Regions from separate parts of the Homo sapiens genome. Here region 2 is linked to region 1. The links are chromatin loops, found by intact Hi-C in ENCODE. Cell type or tissue: OCI-LY7. All regions are shown on one strand. Each heading gives the region's core, and the rest is flanking DNA. Links, peaks and the distances in the headings are about the cores only.

Region 1 (7,896 bases), core at 3,261-5,760:
AAAGGAATGTGTTAAATTCGTGCTATTATTACAGTTTTTCAGCCGGGAACAGTGGCTCACGCCTGTAATCCCAGCATTTTGGGAGGCCAAGGCAGGCAGATCACCTGAGGTCGGGAGTTCGACACAAGCCTGGCCAACACGGGGAAACCCCGTCTCTACTAAACATACAAAAATTAGCAGGGCATGGTGGCGCACTCTTGTAATCCCAGCTACTTGGGAGGCTGAGGCAGGACAATTGCTTGAACCCGGGAGCAGGAGGTTGCAGTGAGCCAAGATCACGCCACTGCACTCCATGCTGGGCGACAAAGCCAGACTTCATCTCAAAAAAAAAAAATTTTTTTTTCAGGTGGGGCATGGTGGCTCACATCTATAATCCCAGCACTTTGGGAAGCCAAGGCGATTGAATTGCTTGAAGCCAGGAGTTCGAGACCAGCCTGGCCAACGTGGTGAAATCCCGTCTCTACTAAAAGTACAAAAATTAGCTGGGCATGGTGGCATGCGCCTGTAATCCCAGCTACTCAGGTGGCCGAGGCACTAGAATCGCATGAACCCAGGAGGCAGAGGTTGCAGTGAGCCAAGATCATGCCACGGCACTCCAGCCTGGGCAACAGCGCTGTCTCAAAAAAATAAATGAATACAAATAAAGTTTTTCATATATATATAGAGAGTTCAAAATTAGATAAGTTAAAACTTTCAAAGATGAAAATTCTACAGAATACTATTCATAATCCCATATTGCAGTCGTAAGTATTGGAGAACATCTATGCAAACTTTCTCAACACGGACCAAGTGGTACATGATGAATCAAGTACCAAAACCCATTAGCTAGGCTCAATGACCTCCCAAGTCACCAATGTGAATGTCCCCAAAGCAGTCCCTCCGGACTGCACAAAGGAACCCTTCCCCCCGGAAGTTCATTCTGCAATTTACTAAACATAAGAGATTATCTGTGGAACTTTTGCCTTGGGAACCCAGAATCAGAATTTATGACAATTTCAAAGTGTGGCACATCTCCGGGATAAAAGGCCTAACTGCCTGCAGCCTATTGGAAAGAGAGAAGCAGGCAATAGGGCTGAAATGTTTGTGACCATTTTCAAATACAGTCAGCACTCCATATCCATGGGTACTGCACCTGTGGATTCAACCACCTCAGGTTGAAAATATTCGGGAAAAGAAGCACCTGTACTGAACACATACAGACTTTTTTTCATATCATTTTCATGTCGTAAACAAAATGGTATAACAACAGTATACACACCATTTACACTGTATTAGGTATAGGTAATCCAGAGATGACTTAATGTATATGGGAAGATGTGTGTAGGTTGTATGCAAACACCATGCCATTTTACATAAAGGACTTGAGCATCTGTTGATTTTAGTTATCTGTGGGGGTCCTGGAAGCAATCCTTGTAGATACTGAGGGACAACTGTATACTCCTTAGGAGGAGAGGCTGCTACCCAGAGACATCACCTTGCAGATACCTTAACTAGCTACAAACAAGACCTGTCCATGACTAGAAGCTACGTGGGTGATAGCTCAAACACATCAGCTTTATTTCAGAGCATTAAACAGGACTTTCTATTTTCCCTGTCAAAAGTTTTATGAGACAAGAACAACTAAACCAAGATGCCTTGCCATGCAAGACCTCAATTTCCTCTTCTTTTTTTTTTTGAGACGGAGTCTGGCTTTGCCACCTAGACTAGTGCAGTGGTGCGATCATAGCTCGCTGCAACTCCTGGGCTCAAACCATCCTTCCATCTCAGCCTCCTGAGTAGCTGGGACTTCAGATGTACGTCGCCACGCTCGGTTAATTTTTTTTAGTTTTTATAGCAATAGGGTCTCACTATGTTGGCCAGGCTGGTCACAAACTCCTGGCCTCAAGCTATCCTCCCACTTCAGCCTCCCACAGTGCTGGGATTACGGGCATGAGCCACCACGCCTAGTGACAAGACCTCAACTTTTAATGGAGATGTCTTATTATAACCTCCATGTTATTTTAATAAAACCATCTTAGTCATGCCAGTGAAATTTATTGAGACTCTTCATATCCAAAATTACTGACATAACAGTGATGTAAATCTCTCCCCCGCCACTCAAGCTTTCTTTTTTAACTTTTCTACTTCACTTAGGGCACTGTACTTTTTTTTAAAGGGTAAATGAGATTTTAATTGGCTGCTCAAGACAAAATGATCAACTTTTAAATATGGAATTGTTTTTCTCACCCACTATGAAAAGCTAAAATTAACCTCTCTGTCTTTATAATGATATACTCTTTCCTGTTTGTATTCAGATAAAAATTACCTCCTTGCTACTTTGCTAATCCACAGATACTGGATGAAGAAAGTTATAATGTAACTTATGAATATGAGTCATTACTTTTTAAAATACTGTTTAGGGCTCCAAACTCCAGAAAAATGATCAACTGCTCATTCTGAAAGGGTTGAATCAATTCATGCTAGAAATGCCAAAAGATACTATTTCTATATCCTTTTTAAGTGACTAGGTGAAAATAATAATCCGATGTTACTACATTGTCAACCTGTTTTTATTCCACACAGCATTTCAAACGTAATTCCTTCTGAGAGAAGTTTCTGCTGCAAGTGCCTTTCCTGTCTTCTTTAAAAGCTTCTGGTAATCTCACTTAACCGTGAAAACTTCCTATCAAGATACACAGAACAATGATATCATGCAACCACTTCACTTAAAACAATGCCTGAGTCTAGAATTAAATTAAACTGGGGGCATGTCTGTGCCTTTGGTTATTACAGCCTTAGCTGCAGGATGAGGGGACAAGGGGGTGACAAATGACTGTCATGCCTGGGCCCAAAATGCGAATCTCCAATCTCCATAGCAACACCACATTACAGAGTTCACTCCGCCACAGATGCACTTTGCTTGCCAGACTCAAATCCACAGCCATTCTGCTTGGCTTCCAGAAAACTCAGTTAAAATTGACCCTAAAGAAGGCTTAAAAACTGGTCTCCTTACTGAAATTCCAACATTAAAAACCTGTAGAGAAAGACAATTCTTTTATTTGCATTCCCCTTCCCATGTTTATTTGATCTGCAAAACTGGGCCACTTATCAGATTTACATAATGCTCCCAGAAGAAAGCTATGCTCAAAAATGCAGTGTATGCTAGGGGGACATGAGCTGCAGAAACTCAGGAACCAGAGAGAGAAGTTTCTCACCACCTTCCTGCCCCCATTGCCTGGGGGTCCAAAGGCTAGTTCAGAACAGCGACCTGGCAGATTCAACTAACAACTAAGGCAGTTCTCTAGGGTCCAGAGATGCAGGGTATGGTGGTGGTTTTAAAATGCCTGTAGTCTTTGACACACCCTCCTTCCCATCAAGAAGAGGAATGTAATTTCCTTTCTCTGAAGGTGAGGGGGCCTTAGGAATTCACTTGCAAGAAACAGAATGCAGCAGAAATGACTGACTGACTTCAGAGGCTAGGTTAGAAAAAGTGATACAGCTTCCTCCTGGCTCTCTCTGGGGACATTCACCCTTGGAAACCAGGCAACATGCCTGGAGGAAGCCCAGACCACAAGGCCACGCAGGTGTTCTCGTCAAGGGCCTCTGCTGAGACCCCACGTGACAGCCAGCACCGACCACCACTCTGCGTGTGAGTGCCTTGGAGTTGGCCCCAGGCCGCTCCGCCTGACTGCACCTGAGAGACACGCTGAGGGAGAACAGCTTAACTGAGCCCACAGCTCCCAGACCATGCAGGCTCATCATCACCATTATAAGTGAATGTCATTGTTTTGTGCCACCAAGTCGGGATGGTCTGTCAGGCAGCAATGGAACAGTGGGCTGAGGTGTATTTCCAGGAGCTGCAGGGCAAGATCCAAAGTCCCAGTCCAGTTGAAGATGCCAGCTGTGTTGGATGTGAGCAAACTGGCCCGGGACGCACCGTGGCCAGGCCTGGGCCTAGGCTAGCACTGAGAGAGCGGGCCTGCAGAGCTGAGGATGCAGGCTGGGAGTCTTCCTCCACATACTGTACTGGGGGTAGGGCAACCTTGGGGAGCTCCAAGACTCAGGGTGCTCCTGCGACCCTTGGAGCAGTCCAGGTTGATCCCATGGGGCCGTATCTGTAGCCCTGCTCCTCCATGAAGGGCCAGCAGGGCCTGTCCCCTCTGAGCGACAGAAGGGTCAGCATGGCTGGCAGAACCAGTCACACACTTAGAACAGCTGAGCTGGGGATGCTTGAGGCTACCAAGAGCAAAACCAAGCATCCGAAGCCTTCTCAAAGGCTGACGCTGCCAAAGCCATCTTGAGTGACAAACCCAAACCCAAGCTCTCCCTGAGGTTGACAAACCCCATTGCTTATCTGCCAACTCCCTGGTGAGCAAACAGCTAAATAATTTACTAATTAATGCTTCCTTTCTTTAAAAGAGTTTCACTCCCTAAAAAGAAACAGGAAAAAGCAATGGCAGGGAGTTCTGAAATCCTCTCTGGCATGACTCTGCTTTGAAAGGGCAAATGTGCTGGCGCATGGAACAAGATCTCCTGTAGTCACACTCCACCTACTGGGAACTGAGGGTTATGCCATCAATACTCACCAGAGGGATGACATGCATCACAGGCCCTTTCCAGCATCATCATTTAAGCAGCTGTCAAAACGTAGTATCAAAGGCAAAACTGAGGTACAGCGCCCCAACTGGGGCCACCAACTTCATATTAACTACACTTTTTCTCACCTTACTCAAAAGTGAACAGTTCTGGTAAAAACAATTGACCATGGAAAAATAACACTTCATGCTACAAACTGAAGACTGGAATTCCTACTTGGGAATGGAAAATGCTTGATAAGAATGGGTACTCCATATGTCTTCGAAGACCCCAGTTGACTAGTTCAAGGTAAAAGTTAAATATTAAAATAATTAAAATAAATTAAATTAAAAGAACTCTATCCTTACCCATGCTGCCCTACACCTTCTAGGGAAAATGTGCTGCTGCTGCAGTTACCTCCCTTTGGGATGTTATTGGATTCTCTTCATTTCTCCAAGGCTTAGCTACCTGACATGCAAGACGAAGCTAACAATACCAGCCCTCCCGAAAATGGGCCTCAAGGAACTGCAGGTCACTATGACTGCAAAGCCTTTCATAAATATTTAGACTCTTAAAGCCAAAATCATGAATTCTCTCCATCTTTGCACCGATCTTACTACTTCAAACCTGAACTGGCAAAGTTGTTCTTAGACAAATTTAAATCTAGATGATTTACCTTTGTTACTTTGTCCATTCTCCTTCTGGGATGAAAAAGAAGTTCAGGAAAACAGGCATTCAGGGAACGGTACTTGGGGTATCGGACATCCTGTGGCCAATGTGAGAAAGCACCTCAGCATGATGAAACAGAATTCTCGGAGCCGGGAGGGCCAGCTCCAACTGTTGCTGTAAATAGCTAAGCAACTTCTCCATACTGGCCTGACCCACTCCCATTTCAGAAGAAGGCAAGTCCTCTTCTCCCCATTTCAATTATCACTGTCTGAATTCAAGTCTTGCACTATTTCAACAGCCTCCTATCCCCTTCCTATCCCCTTCCAAAGGCCTTCCCCACTGCTACCAAGCCAACTAAAAATGCAAATCTGATTTTATACATAATTCAACTCTAACTTCAATTCAAAGCTTTATCCTAAGGAAATTGATATTGAGGTGAAAACAGCATAGCACAGTATTGCTAAGACCACAGACTCTGGAGCCAGACTGCCTGGGTTCAAATCTCAGTTCCCACACGTCTGGCTGCATGACTGAAGACAGTTACTTAACATGTTTCTTTTCCCTTAATTTGTCTTAAACTTTTCCTTAGTATTTTGGTAATAGCTTTATTCACGTACTGTATAATTCACCTATTTAAAGTGTACCTTTCAGGCCAGTGTGGTGGCTCACGCCTGTAATCCCAGCAATTTGGGAGGCTGAGGCGGGTGGATTACCTGAGATCAGGAGTTTGAGACCAGCCTGGCCAACATGGCAAAACCCTGTCTCTGCTAAAAATGCAAAAATCAGCCAGGTTTGGTAGTGGGTGCCTGTAATCCCAGTTACTTGGGAGGCTGAGGCAGGAGAATCGCTTGAACCTGGGAGGCGGAGGTTGCAGTGAGCCAAGATCACGCCATTTCACTCCAGCATGGGTGACAAGAGCAAAATTCTGACTCAATCAATCAATCAATCATCAATCAATGTGTACATTTCAATGGTTTTCAGTATTTTCAGAGTTATGCAACCATCACTACAATCAATTTTAGAACATTTTCATCATCCTCCAAAAGAAACCCTGTATTCACTGGCAGTTACTCCCATTTTCCCTGCTCTCCCCAGCCCCTGGCAACCACTAATATACTTTCTGTCTCTCCAGATTTGCCTCTTTTGGACATTTTATGAATAGAGTCATATAATACCTGGTCCCTGCCACTGGCTTCTTTCAGTTAGCATAATGCTTTCAAGGATCATTCATGTTACAGCATGAATCAGTGCTTCATTCCTTTTTATGGCTGGATGATATCAAACGATATTCCATCATTTGGATAACACCACAGTTTGTTTATCCATTCATAAGATGATAGACATTTGAGTTGTTTGCATTTTTTTGGCTATTATGAATAATGTTACTATGAACATTTGTGTACAGGTTGTTTTGTGGACATATGTATGTTTCATTTCTCTTGGGTATATAGCTAGGGTATATAGCTCTTGGGTGTACAGCCTGGACCAATTCCTGGGTCATGTGGTAACTCTACGTTTAAACCTCTGAGGGAACTTAACCTGCTTTTGAAGGCTATTTAATGATATGGGAAGATGTTCTCTTCCTTTGATAAAAATGCATAGAAATATACACACACATACATGTACCTACCTTTATTACAATTTGGGTGTATGTCTGTATTAAAAACCTTTCTGTACTTTCCAAATTTTCTATAAGGAATATAGTTGATTTTATAATCAGGAAGTAAAAAGTTATTTTTTGCAAATACAACTGTTATTCTCTTACTTAAAATGCTTCAAAGGCTCCTTATTCCTTATAGGACTTGGCATAAACCTTTATGACCTAGGCCCTGCCTAGTCTCTGAGTTTGTCTATGCCAATACTCTGCTCCAGTAATATTAAATTATTTCAGTTTCCCAGGCACTGTCTCAGTGCCTTTGCACAGGCTGTTCCCTCTACCTGTAATTCCCATCCCTCCTCTGTTTGCCTCACAGACTCCTATTTTATTGTTCAAAGCTCCAGTTTGGCTAAGAGAATTACATCTTGGCCTTTTCTTTATATCCCTAAATCCTAGAACAATATTTGACTCATAGTAGAAGCTTAATGTATTGAACTGAACTACAAGTATTTTCATGTAACAAGGAAAATATTAGAATGTTATTTATAGTTACCTGCTATATTTCAGCATATGCTTCAAAGCATGTGGAACAGGATGAAAGGTGACAAGTACTTAAAAATTCTAATGCCAACAGCTAACAGTTATCAAGCACTTACTATATACTGGACTGTTTCATACAAGTTATATGTATTAACTCAATCTTCATACTCTTCCTATAAAATAGGTACTATGATCTTTTTTTATTCTTATTTTTTTGAGACAGGGTCTCACTATGTTGCCCAGGCTGAAGTTCAATGGCAGAATACACAGCTCAATGCAGCCTCAACTTCCTGGGCTCAGGTGATTCGCCCACCTGTCTCCCCCAGATAGCTGGGACTATAGTCATATGGATGCTACCATGCTCAGCTAACTTTTTGTACTTTTTGCAGAGATGGGGTTTCGCCATGTTGCCCACTCTGGGCTCAAACTCCTGGGCTCAAGTGATCCTCCCGCCTTAGCCTCCCAAAGTGCTGGGATTACAGGCGTGAGCCACGGGGCCCAGTCAGGTACTGTTTTGAGTATACTAATATATTTTT
Region 2 (7,896 bases), core at 1,760-4,259, 340 kb before region 1:
TTTTTATAGTCCACGACATTTTGCAGCTCCTTTTTCAAAAGATAGAGTCTATTTTCTCCACTACCTGAATCAGGGCTTGGCCTTATGAGTTGCTTTTGTCAAGGGGACAGTAAGGAGCATGACACAAGCAGAGGCATAGAAAGCATTTGTGTTCATCCCTGAGAGGTCTGAGAATAAAAATAATAGGAAAAGCATTTGTGTGCTGGGGCTTGGCCTCTCTTTCTTCTTTTGGAGCCCAGCTGCCGTGTGAAGTCTGGTCTGCTTGATGAGGAGATTAACCTGGCTCTGGTTGCCCCCACCATCCCAGCCAAATGCAGACATGTGAGTGAGGCCATCTGGGACCCAGACCAACCAGCTGCAGCCCACCTGCCAGCTATGGCCACATAGTGAACCAGGTGAGACCAGCAGAAAAACTGAGGAGGAGGTAGGAGTTGACTCTGGAAGCAGGGCTCAAACACCTGACCAAATTGAGGACTAGCTAAAACAGGTTGGGGGCAGAAGCAGCTTTCCATAAGACCCTCCCACCAGCGTGCCCATGTTAGTTTACCATTGCCATGGCAACATCTGGAATTTACCATCCCTTTCCATGGCAACAAGCCAACAACCCAGAAGTTACCACCCTCATCCTAGAAATTTCTGCATAAACTTTGTTTGTTTGTTTGTTTTGAGATGCAATCTTGCTCTGTCGCCAGGCTGGAGTGCAGTGGTGTAATCTTGGCTCATTGCAACCTCTGCCTCCTGGGTTCAAGTGATTCTCCCACCTCAGCCTCCCAAGTAGCTAGGACTACAGGCGCACACCACCATGCCCAGCTAATTTTTGTATTTTTAGTAGAGATGGGGTTTCACCATGTTGGACAGGATGATGTTGATCTCTTGACCTCGTGATCTGCCCACCTCGGCCTCCCAAAGTGCTGGGATTACAGGCGTGAGCCACCATGCCCAGCCAACTGTTTTTTAATTTGCATGTAATTAAAAGTGGGTATAAATATGAGTGCAGAACAGCCTCTGAGCTGTTATTCTGGGCACCCTGTCTATGGGGCAGCCCCACTCCACTAGGAGCAGTACCTCTGCTGCTGCTGTGCACGGCTGTGTCAATAGAAGTTGCTGTTTAACACCACTGGCTTACCTTTGAATTGTTTCCTGGGCAAAGCCAAGAACCCTCTCAGGCTAAGCCCCAGTTTTTTTTTTTTTTTTTTTTTTTTTGAGACAGAGTCTTGCTCTGTCACCCAGGCTGGAGTGCAGTGGCGCCATCTTGGCTCACTGCAAGCTCTGCCTCCTGGGTTTACGCCATTCTCCTGCCTCAGCCTCCCAAGTAGCTGGGACTACAGGTGCCTGCCACCATGCCTGGCTAATTTTTTGTATTTTTAGTAGAGATGGGGTTTCACCGTGTTAGACAGGATGGTCTCGATCTCCTGACCTCGTGATCCGCCCGCCTCGGCCTCCCAAAGTGCTGGGATCACAGGCATGAGCCACCATGCCTGGCCCTAAGCCCCAATTTTGGGGCTTGCCTATCCTGCATCAGAAACACTCAGCTGAGCCCAACCCAAATATAATAATAATAATAACAATAATAATAATAATAGTAGTTGCTTTTTTTTTGAGACAGAGTCTCACTCTATCACCCAGGCTGGAGTGCAGTGGTACAACCTCAGCTCACTGCAACCTCTGCTTCCTGGGTTCAAGCGATTCTCCTGCCTCAGCCTCCCCAGTAGCTTGGATTACAGGCACCCACCACCACACTTGTCTAATTGTCTAATTTTTGTATTTTTAGTGGAGACAGTTTTCACCCTGTTGGCCAGGCTGGTCTTGAACTCCTGACCTCAAGTGATCTGCCGGCCTTGGACTCCCAAAATGCAGGGATTACAGGCGTGAGCCACAGCCCAGCCGTTGCTTTAAGTTACTCAGTTGTGAGGTGGTTTGTTACATAGTAAGGGCCAACTGATACCAAGCATCTTAGAAGAGACCTGTGACTATCATTGCTTTCTTTTTTTTCTTTTGAGATGGAGTCTTGCTCTATCACCCAGGCTGGAGTGCAGTGGTACGATCTTGGCTCACTGCAACCTCCGTCTCCCAGGTTCAAGTGATTCTCGTGCCTCAGCCTCCCTGAGTAGCTGGGATTACAGGCACCTGCTGCCATGCCTGGCTAATTTTTGTATTTTTAGTACAGATGGGATTTCGCCATGTTGGCCAGGCTGCTTTCGAACTTCTGACCTCAGGTGATCCTCCCACCTGGGCCTCCCAAAGTGCTGGGATTACAGGTGTGAGCCACCGCACCCAGCCGACTATCACTGCTTTCTATGAATGGTTTTCTCTGGCTGCTCCCATCTGCACCAAGTTAACCTTTTCAGTATTATAAAGAAACATTCTTGGATGGGCGTGGTGGCTCACACCTATAATCCCAGCACTTTGGGAGGCTGAGGCAGGCAGATCACCCGACATCGGGAGTTCGAGACCAGCCTGGACAACGTGGTGAAACCCCATCTCTACTGAAAATACAAAAATTAGCTGGGTGTGGTAGCATGCACTTGTAGTCCCAGCTACTCGGGAGGCTGAGGCAGGAGAATCTCTTGAACCGGGGAGGCGAAGGTTGCAGTGAGCCAAGATCGTGTCATTGCCCTCCAGCCTAGGAAACGAGCAAAACTACGTCTCCAAAAAAAAAAGAAAGAAACATTCGTCGTTGCCACCAGTCTTGCTATTAAAGTTTCCTAGCATTTTAAAGACATCAGCATAATGAGTATCAGGTGAAAAGTCTTAAAATTAATACCCCACAAAAATAGGATGTGAGCTTTATTAGGCCAACTCCTGAAATTACCCATATGGATTGTCTCAGAGGAAATTCAAAACATGTTTTAAATTATGGAATGTGTTTAACATGTAAAAACTGGTCTTGCTTGAATACTCTTGAATATCCCACTGGAAGGAGCTGGTGGAACACTCAGGTTTTACTTGCAAAAAATTTTCCTGAAAGAAATGGCATCATCTTCTGAAAACCAAACTGATAAGACTGTCTTGGTAGGGTTGGGCAGGGGCAAGAGAGTGGGGGTGGGTGGGAGGAGCCCTGGATATGGGGAGAAACCCAGATGTCCTCCCCAGCCAGATCCAGCTCTCTGCTGCCTCCAAGTGCTGGTTCGATGGCATCTCAGGAGAGCGCAGCCTGTGATTCTATGGGATGGCTGATCCCTCAGACTTGAGTCTGAACCCCAGACCCCAAGTGGCAAGGTGAATAGGAGGTCTGTGCTCTGTACCTCACTCCCACCCTTACCCCAAAAGCTGCCCATTCACTGTCATGCCACAAGGTGTCCGGTGACAGGAGATCAGGAATCATTAGCAACCACTGCCTCTTCCAGAGCAATTTAATTTTGGGGTCCGGTTAGCATTGTATTCAATACACAGAAGGTCATCCAAACCCCCCACTAAGTGTGAGTTCCATCTGCAGTAATTATATAACAGTTGAATTGCACTGAAATTGAACTTTTTGTTTTTGTTTTGTTTTGGTGGTCAAATACACATAAAACGTACCATTTTAAAGTGCAGAATTCAGTGGTATTAAGACCATTCACAATATTGTGCGACCATCACCACTACTTAGTCCCAGAGCTTTTTCATCACCGGATGGCAACCCATACCCATTAAGCAGCCACTGTATTTGACTTTTGACATAAGGTTACAATTCCTAGACACTTAAACATCTATTAACTTTGAAATGGCATTTTAATTTTTATATTTGGAGTCAATTAATTTTTTTTTATATGGAGATTCACTCTTGTTGCCCAGGCTGGAGTGCAGTGGTTCGATATCAGCTCATTGCAACCTCCACCTCCTGGGTTCAGTGATTCTCCCGCCTCAGCCTCCCGAGCAGCTGAGATTACAAGCACATGCCACCACATCCTGCTAATTTTTGTATTTTTAGTAGAGATGGGGTTTCACCATGTTGGCCAGGCTGGCCTTGAACTCCTGACCTCAGGTGATCCACCTGCCTCGGCCTCCCAAAGTGCTGGGATTACAGGTGTGAGCCACTGCACCCGGCCAAGAGTCAATTAATTTTTTAAAAGTCACACACATTTTCACAGGACCTTCAAAGCTGTAGGCTTAGGTCTATGCCTGGAGGGTCTGGGTCGGAGGAGGCCAGAAGAGCCCCTCTCTACTCCCACCTCCCCATCCCACCATGGGCTTCTGGGACTTGGGCCCTACTGTCTTCCCCACAGTAGCCCTGCCTCCCTACATCACACTGCCATTGGCCAGTGATTCTTCTCAATATCCCCATGCAGTATAATGATTTTTCCAAAATATGAAAGTATTACATGGCATTATAGATAAGCTGGAACGTGTAGATGAGCATAAAGGGGAATAGCCACCCTCCCCAATTCTACCCCCTTGAGAGAACCACTGTTAACATGTGGGCATGCTTTTCCCTCAATCCCTTTTTCTAGAGAAAATCGCCACTCAATTCTGGGCTTTCTGCATTTTATTTTTTAAAAAGTGCCCAAGTGCCGGGCATGGTGGCTCACGCCTGTAATCCCAGCAATTTTGCAGGCTGAGTTGGGCGGATCATCTGAGGTCAGGAGTTCGAGACCAGCCTGGCCAACATGGTGAAACCCCATCGCTACTAAAAATACAAAAATTAACTGAGTGTGGTGGTGTGTGCCTGTAATCTCAGCCACTCAGGAGGCTGAGGCAGGAGAAATGGGCAGCAGAGTGAGACTCCATCTAAAAAAAAAAAAAAAAAGCCAAAAGTAACCATTCAAATGACCATACTTCAGCCAATATATATACAAGTCATATTTGCATTTACAATATTGAGATCCTGATGTACTTTCACTTTTAAACTTTGCTTTTGTTCACTTATGAAAATGATATTTTGAGCAATTTTTATCTTTAAACAATTTTAATAGCTGTATAAACTTAAATATAAATTTAATACAGTTTAAGATATAACTTTAATAGCTGCAGGCTGGGCACAGTGGATCATGCCCGTAATCTCAACACTTTGGGAGGCCAAGGCAGGTGAATCACCTGAGGTCAAGAGTTCGAGACCAGCCTGGCCAACATGGTGAAACCCTGTCTCTACTGAAAATACAAAAATTAGCCGGGCGTGGTGGTGGGTGCCTGTAATCCCGGCTACTCGGGAGGCTAAGGCAGGAGAATCGCTTGAACCCAGGAGGCGGAGGTTGTAGTGACTCAAGATCGCGCCATTGCACTCCAGCCTGGGCAACAAGAGCAAGACTCTGTCTCAAAAAAATAAAAATATGTAATCCCAGCACTTTGGGAGGCCGAGGTGGGTAGATCACGAGGTTAGGAGATTGAGACCATCCTGGCTAACATGGTGAAACCCCGTCTCTACTAAAAACACAAAAAATTAGCCGGGTGTGGTGGCTCGCGCCTGTAATCCCAGCTACTCAAGAGGCTGAGGCAGGAGAATCCCTGGAACCCGGGAGGTGGAAGTTTCAGCGAACTGAGATGGCACCACTGCACTCCAGCCTGGGCAACAGAAAGAGACCCCATCTCAAAAAATAAAAATAAAATTAAAATATAAAAAATAAAAATAAAAATAAAAAAATAAAAAAAATTACTAGCTACATTCTCATCATATAGGCACATCATACTTTATTTAACCAATTTATCATAGGATGTTTTTTAGTCAGTTTTCACAGGGTTAAGCTGTGATAACAAACCATCCCAACATCTCAGTGGCTCACAATGATAAAGGCTTATTTCTTGCCTGTTTTTCATTTTTTAAATTTTATTTATTTTTTCAAGACAGAGTCTCACTCTGTCACCCAGGCTGGAGTGCAGTGGCGTGATTTCGCCTCACTGGAACCTCTGCCTCCTGGGTTCAAGTGATCCTCCTGCCTCAGCCTCCCAAGTAGCTGGGATTACAGGTGCCCGCTGCCACACCCGGCTCATTTTTGTATTTTTATTTTATTTATTTATTTATTTATTTTTTTATTTTTTGGAGATGGAGTCTCGCTCTGTCACTCAGGCTGGAGTGCAGAGGCATGAACTCGGCTCACTGCAAACTCCGCCTTCCAGGTTCAAGCAATTCTCCTACCTCAGCCTCCCAAGTAGCTGGGATTACAGATGTGTGCCACCATGCCCGGCTAATTTTTGTATTTCACTTGAGACGGTGTTTCACCATGTTGGCCAGGCTGGTCTCGAACTCCTGACCTCAGGTGATCCGCCTGCTTCAGCCTCCCAAAGTGCTGGGATTATAGGCGTGAGCCACTGTGCCTGGCCCATTATTATTATTATTATTATTATTATTATTATTATTATTATTATTTTTACAGTCCAGAGGTCTGTTATTTTTTTTAACACCTATTATGCCATGAATTCATAAGGAAGAGGTTCCAGCAGCTCAGGGTCCTTCCCACTGGTTCTCACAAAGTGAGCAGGCTGGCGCTTCGGTTGAACCCAGGTATCTTTCTCTGGCTTCTTTCTTTTTCTGATAATTTTCATTCATGTGTTTCAGGAAGCTATCTCGGCTCTTAGAGTGCTTAACGTGCTCAATACGCACATTAATTGTCTTGGCAAGAATGTTGCCCTGAACTTGTTTGTTTACAATGCCAACAGCATGCTGGGGAACACTGTAGACTCTTCCAGTTTTGCCATGGTGACACTTGTGGGGCATTCCTTTTTGAACAGTACCGTTCCCTTGGTGTCCACAATATCACCTTTCTTATAGATTCGCATATACATGGCCAAAGGAACAACTCCAGGTTTTCTAAAAGGCCTGGAGAACCTATATCGGGTACCTCTCCTCTTTCCCTTTGTGTTCGTAATTTTGGCGAATTACAGGAAGATGGCTACAGGAAGATGGCGGTTCTGGCCAAAAGGAGTCATTTTTGTATTTTTAGTAGAGATGGGGTTTCTCCATGTTGGCCAGGCTGGTCTCAAACTCCTGGCCTCAGGTGATCTGCCTGCCTTGGCTTCCCAAAGTGCTGGGATTACAGGCGTGAGCCCCCGCTCCAGGCCTGTTTTCTTTCTTTCTTCTTCTTTTTTTTTTTTTTTTGAGACGGAGTTTTGCTCTTATTGCCCAGGCTGGAGTGCAATGGCACTCTCTCGGCTCATCGCAACCTTCACTTCCCAGGTTCAAATGATTCTCCTGCCTCAGCCTCCCGGGTAGCTGGGGCATGTGCCACCATACCTGGCTAATTTTTGTATTTTTAGTAGAGACGGGGTTTCTCCATGTTGGTCAGGCTGGTCTCGAACTCTCAACCTCAGGTGATCCGCCCGCCTCGGCCTCCCAAAGTGCTGGGATTACAGGTGTGAGCCACCGCGCCCAGCCTGTTTTTCATTTCTTTTGTAGGCTAGTTGTGGCTGGGCTCTTCTTGGCTGTGTGTCAGGTGTGGTTGTAATTCTTCTTCATTCTAGACTGCAAGCCAAAGCAACAGCCCCCATGTGGGATACAGTCTTGTGGCCAAGGACAAGAGCAAGTGAGCAATGGCACTCAGTTTCTGCTCTGAAGGGGCACGGCTCATGTCCACACATGTGCCCTTGGCAAAGGCCATCATGGGATCAGTGGGGCTGGATGAATACTCCTTCCCCATAAGAGAGAAGGTGGACTCAGCTTTCAGGAAGGGGGAGTGAATGATTGGGAACAATAATACAATCTTCCACAGATGTTTCCATGTTTAAACGATCAGGGAAGAGCTGTTGATTTCTCATTTTCAATGTCATTAGAGCATATATATACTTTTTTTTTTCAGACAGGGTCTCCCTCTGTTGCCAGGCTAGATGGTGTGCGGTGGCACAATCTCAGCTCACCGCAACTTCTGCCTCCCAGGCTTAAGCGACCCTTCTGCTTCAGTCTCCCAAGAAGTTGAGACTACAGGCATGCACCACCATGCCCAGCTAATTTTTGTATTTTTTTTTTTTAGTAAAGTTAGGGTTTCACCA

What was found. A loop is a pair of places that touch in the nucleus more often than their neighbours do. Peaks named below come from ENCODE experiments on the same cell type or tissue, not always from the same donor. Only the 100,000 strongest peaks of a DNase experiment are listed, where the experiment ranks them.
Region 2: a loop joins it to region 1, with 2.2 times the contacts of the local background. A loop is called at or near these places in 9 of 110 quality-filtered maps.

What each region holds. Positions count from the first base shown.
Region 1 is chr2:231,224,133-231,232,028 of GRCh38, reverse strand. ARMC9 (armadillo repeat containing 9) reads right to left here. Exons shown (of 25, transcript NM_001352754.2): 7 at 5,231-5,255. Among named protein-coding and RNA genes, the nearest start is that of ARMC9, 29 kb to the right of the region's middle. RefSeq lists an enhancer at 3,576-3,645. In OCI-LY7, for the core only: a CTCF peak has its summit at 4,541; DNase peaks (open chromatin) are centred at 3,588 and 4,528; H3K4me3 peaks cover 646 bases; H3K27ac peaks cover 1,185 bases.
Region 2 is chr2:231,558,787-231,566,682 of GRCh38, reverse strand. It overlaps the pseudogene RPL21P35. Among named protein-coding and RNA genes, the nearest start is that of TEX44, 30 kb to the left of the region's middle. In OCI-LY7, for the core only: CTCF peaks have their summits at 2,937 and 3,142; a DNase peak (open chromatin) is centred at 3,112.